2 separate regions of the Homo sapiens genome follow, and region 2 is linked to region 1. The links are chromatin loops, found by intact Hi-C in ENCODE. Cell type or tissue: sigmoid colon. All regions are shown on one strand.

The links. A loop is a pair of places that touch in the nucleus more often than their neighbours do. Peaks named below come from ENCODE experiments on the same cell type or tissue, not always from the same donor. Only the 100,000 strongest peaks of a DNase experiment are listed, where the experiment ranks them.
Region 2: a loop joins it to region 1, with 3 times the contacts of the local background. A loop is called at or near these places in 1 of 110 quality-filtered maps.

The regions. Positions count from the first base shown.
Region 1 is chrX:101,204,628-101,208,627 of GRCh38, reverse strand. No RefSeq gene overlaps it. Among named protein-coding and RNA genes, the nearest start is that of DRP2, 13 kb to the left of the region's middle. In sigmoid colon, a CTCF peak has its summit at 1,946; no DNase peak of the experiment used is centred here.
Region 2 is chrX:101,075,007-101,079,006 of GRCh38, reverse strand. TMEM35A (transmembrane protein 35A) reads right to left here and starts at 128. Exons shown (of 2, transcript NM_021637.3): 1 at 1-128. The coding sequence starts at 4. In sigmoid colon, no CTCF peak of the experiment used is centred here; no DNase peak of the experiment used is centred here; H3K4me3 peaks cover 600 bases.

The DNA.
Region 1 (4,000 bases):
CTGCAAGACATGCTCAAAGAGTTCTCCTTTGATAGTGTGGGATGGGTTAGGTGTAGTTCATCTTGAAAGCAAAAAGACAGCCTCTTTCACCCATGTGAATCTGATTATACTTCCTGACTCCCACAGAGATGAACCAAGCACCCACGTTGTCTAGTCTTTTCTTCTGTCCAAGCTAGCCAAAAGATATCCTCTTACTGAAAGCTTGCAGCTACTGCTATTACTATTACTACTGCTTTTTATCACTGTTTCCTGCTCTTGGAAAACCTCAGCCTGATAGCGCAGGAACTGAGAAATTAATTCTGACCTCAAAAGGGGATAGCGTCTGTGAGACTTGCAAGAGGGGCTGATATCTGCCAGTCACTAGGCAGAGAAGAGCATTCCAGGCTGAGCAAACAGCATGAGCAAGTGTGCAGAGGTATGCAAGTGCATTGTTCTCATATTCAAGTTCAGGAAAGTTAATAGTCTAGTGGGGCTACAGGGAAGGCCATCAGAGCAGTGAGAGTGATGCCAAAGAAACCGGAACAAGGTAGAGTGGGGCAGATTTGTGAAGCACATTGAATGCCATGTTAAGGGAATTAAACTTTCTTTTTTAGGCAATGAGGCGTTCTAAGCAGATGAAACACAATCCAATTCACGTTTACAGAGAACTCTGGCAGGAGTATGGACGTTTGATTGGCAGAGATAAGGAGACTATTTAGGAGGCTCTAGCACGGGTCTAGATAAGAAATCAGAACCACATCTAGGGTAGTGGTAGTGGGTACTAAAAGGTGGCAGGTTTGAAAAACACTAAGAAATAGTAGTATGTTGCTTAAAAAAAACCTAGCTCTCTGGAAAAGCCAGGAAAATAGACTTCACTAGGAACAAAATTGGCCAGCACCCTGATTTTGGACTTTCCAGCCTCCAGAACTGTGTGGAAATAAATTTTGTTGTTTAAGCCACCCAGTCTGTGGTATTTTGTTATGGCAGCCTGAGCACACTAATACACATAGTATAAGATCAATAAATAGTTGCTGAATGAATATTCAAGTGTTAGGACTGATCCTAACATTTGTATTGGAATTAGTATTTTTTTAGAGATAAGATCTATTAAGACATAATGAGAAAATAGAACTAAGAAGAGGTACCACGTGACAGATTGTTGGCGATGGATTTTTCTCTGATGTAAGCTTTGCTCTGTGAGGCTAGTGAGGGGTTTCTTGCCAGGGTTTACAACAGTATCACTAGCTAAAATATCTTTCCCTGAGGATATCATATTCTTCCTCCTCCATTCTTGATTTACTTATGACATTAGAAATGCAATGGGAGGGCTAGGCACGGTGGCTCACACCTGTAATCCCAGCACTTTAGGAGGCCGAGGCAGGCGGATCACTTGAGGTCAGGAGTTCGAGACCAGCCTGGCCAATATGGTGAGACCACATTTCTACTAAAAATACAAAAATCAGCTGGGCGTGTTGGTATGCGCCTGTAGGCCCAGCTACTCGGGAGGCTGAGGCAGGAGGATCGCTTGAACCTGGAAGATGGAGGGTGCAGTGTGCCGAGATTGAGCTACTGCACTCCAGCCTGGGTGACAAAGCAAGGCTCTGTCTCAAAAAAGAAAAGAAAAGAAATGTAATGGGAGGCTGGGCACAGGGGTTCACGACTGTAATTCTAGCACTTTGGGAAGCTGAGGTGGGGGAATTGCTTGAGACCAGGAGTTCAAGATCAGCCTGGCCAACACGGTGAAACCCCATCTCTACTAAAAATAAATAAATAAATAAATAAATAAATAAAATTAGCTGGGCATGGTGGTGGGCACCTGTAATCCCAGTCACTCAGGAGGCTGAGTCAAGAGAATCACTTGAACCTGGGAGGCAGAGGTTGCAGTAAGCCAAGATCATGCCACTGACTCATGTCTGACTTTTTAAAAAAATGATCTTTTCCCCTTCCTTACCCCTACCAACCAGCAGGGTGCATTCTCTACTCAATATATCTCTTGGCTTCTGCTTATTTCCATACGGGGGTACTGTGCTGATTGCTCTACATGCATTCTCTGAATTCATTCTCATGACAACCCTAGGCATCTAGCGCAGTTTCTGGCAAATAATAAGTATTCAATAAATACTTTTTAAAAGATTAGCCGTGTAACAATAACAGTAACTAACATTTATTTTGTCTTCTATGGGTCAGCATCCATTCTAAACACTTCACATACATTAACACATTTAATTTCAACAACACAAAGAGGTAGTGACCATTATTATCAATTTTAGAGATGCTTACCAATTATAACTTTTTAGTGCTTTTGGCTCTAATGGGTGTCAGTTGCTGGCAGGAGTTGTAGTGATAGCAATAGTATTTTCAGCCCTAATCAAGGTGGTAATACTTGGGTAGATCTAGACTGATTGTGATAATGTCTCTAACAGTGCAACAAAAGTTACAAGCTTGTGGGCTCTACCTCAGGACTATTAGTTTCTGATTTTTGGGTATCACTCTTCTTCCTTTTGTCCCACTCCCTTTTACTATGCCATGTATCCGAAATCTCTGTAACTAATTTTATTTCAATAGTTTTTGGTTACATGGATGAGTTATTTAATGGTGAATTCTGGGATTTCAGTGCACCCGTCACCCAAGCAGTATACATTGTACCCAATATGTAACCAATTATTTTAAGAGTTTGGGTCTCCCTCTGTCACCCAGGCTGGAGTGCAATGGCATGATCACAGCTCACTGCAGCCTCAAACCCCTGGGCTCAAGCTATCCTCCCACCTCAGCCTCCCGAGTAGCTGGGACTACAGGCATGCACCACCACTCCTGGCTAATTTTTAAAAATGTTTTTGCAGAGACGGGGTCTTGCTATGTTGCCTAGTCTGGTGTCAAACTCCTGGCCTTAGGCAATCCTTCTGCCTCTGTCCCAAAATGCTAGGATTACAGGTAAACCATCGTGCCCAGCCAGTAACTTTTTTTTTTTTTTTTTTTGAGACAGTGTCTCACTTTGTCACCCGGGCTGGAGTGCAGTGGCACAATCTCAGCTCACTGCAACCTCCGCCTCCCGGGTTCAAGCGATTCTCCTGCCTCAGCCTCCCGAGTAGCTGGAATTACAGGTGCATGCCACCACGCCCAGCTAGTTTTTGTATTTTTAGTAGAGATGGGGTTTCACGATGTTGGTCAGGCTGGTCTCGAATTCCCGATCTTAGGTGATCTGCCTGCCTCGGCCTCCCAGAATGCTGGGATTACAGTCGTGAGCCACTGCGCCTGGCCAACTAATTCTTTTTATTAAATTCCCTTTTTGGAACACCAAGAGTAATTTCTCTTTACCTAGCTGGACTTTGAATAAGACCTAAAAGAACTTAAAGATGAAACTACTGATTCTCTATTGACAATCTTTGAGAAACAGTGACGATTACCAGAATAGCAACAGAGGGTTGAAAACAACAAAGCATTGTACTTTTTCAAAGCTTTGGGTTTTTTTGCTTTTGTTTTTGTTTTTTTGGAGACAGAGTCTCACTCTGTCACCCATGCTGGAGTGCAGTGGCATGATCTTGGCCCACTGCAACCTCCACCTCCCAGGTTCAAGCGATTCTTGTGCCTCAGCTTCCTGAGTAGCTGGGATTACATGCATGTGCCACACACCCGGATAACTTTTTGTATTTTTAGTAGAGACGAGGTCTCACTATGTTGGCCAGGCTTGTCTCAAACGCCTGAGCTCAAGTGACCCCCCAACCTCAGGCTCCCAAAGTGCTGGGATTACAGATGTGAGCCACTGTGCCCGGCCTTTTAACCTTTTATATTGTAAAGAATAACACATACTGAAAAGTGAGCACACAAATATATAACTCAATGGTTTACCAGGAATCAAACAGCCATGTAACCAGCACCCAGGTCATGAAAAAGAACATCTCCAGCAGCCCAGAATCCCCCTGCCAACCACTAAGGCCTTTCTCTTCCACTTAAGTAATCATTAACATGCCTTTTAGGAGAATCATGCCCTTTTTTTTATATATATAGCTTTTCCACCTAAACA
Region 2 (4,000 bases), 130 kb after region 1:
CCATGGGGTCGCCAAGGCAGGTCCCAACTAATCCTTCTGATTTGCGCACCCGCTCTGTCCAAGGTGCAGGCAGTTAGCACAGGGAGAGCTGGGGGGACGCTGCGGAGGCAGCAGGCAGCTAGAATGACAAAGGGAGAGGAGGGAGCTCGAGAGAAAAATTGAGAGATCGAGATTCAACCACTCTCACTACAACAAACGCTGGGTCCTAATGCCCTACGTGTGCTCACAGGCCAAAAGGACAGTCTCGAAGTTAAATGAAGCCCTAAAGGAAAGACGGAAACTTCAAATCTTAAATGGGGAGAAGGGAGGTTATGTATGAGTTCAGTCACCAAGTGACCCCAGGAATGAGGAATTAGGGAAGACAGGCTTTGCTGCCACCTTCCCACCGGGCTCACTTTTCATCTCCCCCTCCCACTTATCATCCTTCAGTTATTCACTCCCTTTTTCCATCTCTTCCTTTGTGTCCCCCTTTCCTTTTCCTAAATCAAAATATTAGCCCTCAGAGAGTTGTTTCTGAAGTTCGTAACACTCAAGGATAAAACTGCAAATTTGTCAGCCTTCAATGCTGCCAAAGAAGGCTTCCTCTTTCTCTTGCTCAGAAATCTTTAATGACTCTCATAGCCAGTGGTTAACTCCAGTTTTAAATTTGGAATTCAAGGCCCTCCACATTTTGACCCCTGTCTCTCTTTGGAGATTTAGTTTTCAATGGCTCCCACTGCCACACGCCACCACTCATCTATCTACTCACGGCCTCACACAACCTACGCCTTACCACCTCCTCTACCTTTAACTCCCTATCTTTTGACCCCGCCCCCCACCATCACTCTTCATTAGCATTAAACCTTTTCTTTAATGTCACCTCCTCTATAAAGCCTTTCCTGATCCATTGTCAGTTAGATATGATTTCTCCCTCCTCCAATTTTCTATAACAATAACCAATAATTGTCAACTGTTTACTAGATGCTAGACGCTGCCCTCTACTTGTATTAACTAATTTAATCTTTACAGCAACACTATGGACTAGGTATGAGTCCCCATGCTATGAATGGGCACATTGAGGGGCTGGGAAGGTAGGTAACTTGCCCAGGAGTATACAGCTAGTAAGTGGAGAGCCAGGCCTCAAACCTAGGCAGTCATTTCTAGGGCCCAGGCTCTTAACAATTGCTCTGCTGCCTCTCCTGTAATATTTTTCACTATTAGTGTGGTACTTAAAGTTGTTTAGCACTGTAAATGCTCACGCACACACACACAGAGTTTTGTTTTGTTTAGAGACAAAGTCTCACTCAAGTGATCCTCCATCTCAGCCTCCGGAGTAGCTGGGATCACAGGCACATGCCGCCATGCCTGGCTAATTTTTTTATTTTTTGTGGAGTCAGAGCCTTGTGATGTTGTCCAGGCTGATTTCTAACTCCTGGATTCAAGGGATCCTTCCGCCTCGGCCTCCCAGAGTGTTGCGATTACAGGCATGAGCCACGGAGCCCAGCCCTACACGATTTTTTTTTTTTTTGAGACCCTGCAGAGGGTCTCCCTCTGCAACCTCAACCTCGTGGGCTCAAGTGAGAGGCTCTCTCTTGTAGCTGGGACTACAAGTCTCTCAAGTAGCTGGGACTACAGGCACGTGTCACCACACCCGGGTAATTTATTTTTTATTTTCTGTAGACATGGGGCTACCTTATGTCAACCAGGCTGGTCTTGAACTCCTGGGCTCCAGCGATCCTCCTGCCTTGGCCTGCCAAAGCATTGGGATTACAGGCATGAGCCACCATGCTCAGCCCTAAACAATCATTTTTAATGATTGTATAAAACTTTAGCATCACTTGAATGTACTATAGTTCTCATTCATTTTGCATCCTATTGCTAGATATTGATGTTGTTTCCATGGTTTTTACTTTTACAAATAAAAATGTGATGCATGGCCAGGCGTGGTGGCTCACGCCTATAATCTCAGCAATTTGGGAGGCCGAGGCAGGCAGATCACCTGAAGTCAGGAGTTCAAGACCAGCCTGACCAGCATGGTGAAACTGTAACCTCCCAAGGGGTTCACCTTGCCCGCTGCCTAGACAGAGCCCATTCATCAAGACAGGGGAATTGCAACAGAGAAAGAGTAATTCACGCAGAGCCCACATGCGGGAGACCAGAGTTTTATTACTCAAATCAGTCTCCCTGACCATTTGGGGAGCAAAGTTTTTTGTTTGCTTGTTTTGTTGTGCTTTTTTGAGACAAAGTCTTGCTCTGTCGCTCAGGCTGGAGTGCAGTGGTGCAATCTAGGCTTGCTGCAACCTCCACCTCCTGGGTTCAAGTGATTTTCCTGCCTCAGCCTCCCCAGTAGCTGGGATTACAGGCATATGCCACCACACCTGGATAATTTTTGTATTTTTAGTAGAGACAGGGTTTCACCATATTGGCCAGGCTGGTCTCGAACTCCTAACCTCAGGTGATTTGCCCGCCTCGGCCTCCCAAAGTGCTGGGATTACAGGTGTGAGCCACCATGCCTGGCCGGGGAGCAGAGTTTTTAAGGATAACTTGGTAGGTCGGGGAAAGCCAGTGAGCCAGGAGTGCTGATTGGTCAAGGATGAAATCATAGGGAGTCAAAGCTGTTTTCTTGTGCTGAGTCAGTTCCTGGGTGGGGGCCATAAGATCACATGAGCCAGTTTATTGATCTGGGTGGTGCCAGCTGATTTATCAAGTGCAGGGTCTACAAAATATCTCAAACACTGATCTTTGGAGCAGTTTAGGGAGGCTCAGAATCTTATAGCCTCCAGCTGCATGACCCCTAAACCATAATTTCTGATCTTGTGGCTAATGTTAGTCCTACAAAGGCAATCTAGTCGCCAGGCAGGAAGGAGGTCTGCTTTGGGAAAGGGCTGTTACCATATTTGTTTAAACTATAAACTATAAACTACATTTCTCCCGAAGTTAGTTCAGCCTACCCCCAGGAATGAACAAGAACAGCTTGGAGGTTAGAAGCAAGATGGAGTCAGCTAAGTTAGATCTCTTTCACTCTCTCAGTCATAATTTTACAAAGGCGGTTTCAATCCCTCCCTTTGGGTTTTATAATACCTTAATCTTAAGGTATAGGCTATGAAGATGGGAAAAGGCCATCAATCACTCTGGCCTCTTCCTGCTGACAGGGGATGTAGTGGGATTGGGAGTGAACCCCAAGGTGAGAAGAGTGGAACTGCTTTACAATTAATTGTCTGAGCATACTCATGCCGGCCTGGTTGAGCTTCCAAGGCTTGTATGGCAAAAACATTAGTACTCTCATCTATAGTTTTACTACAGTGTTTAAGTGAACAGCCTATTTTACCTTATAAGGTAAATAATGAGTCCTAGGATGAGGAGTACAATTCCCAATTTTAAAAGCAGAGATTTGAAAGCATTAGTTTGGGGACTTCTAACCCACAAACAATTTAGAATTTAGTCTAAACTGCAGAAAAAAACTCAAGAACAGCTAACAACAGTGTACTATAGTTTTTTGAAGCATAATTTTTCTCTCTCCAGTCCCCATTTTTATTAAAAACAACATGATAGAACTGATTTGTTTACAAAATAAGCTTTAGTCTTACTGTATGTGGCCTGATTATTTGCATAAAGTGCAGCAAGAATATTTTTCACTTAGGGTTTTTTAATTGGCTTTGCTAGAACTCTGTTCCATGAAGAATCTCAGATAAGATGTTTTAAAAGCCGAGCCCAGCCGTGGGTTTGCACCCTCAAATACCTATGAGTTGGGCAAATTCCTCTCCTCTTGAGGTCCCAAGATAACTTGGGGTTCCTGGGCCTGTTAGAAAGTGACATTCTTTACTTACCACAGGACAGGAACCTTGCACAGGGACTCTGTGTGGATAAGGTATGAGGCCAGATGCCTCAATGGGCTTTAATTTGCTCTATAAGTCAACTTTGATTATTTAAAGGAAGCATGCCATTCCAGTCAAAGCCTTGGTAAAGTAACCAATTTCTCCAATTGTGTCCTGTTACAAAAGAAAACAAATTCTTATTGAAT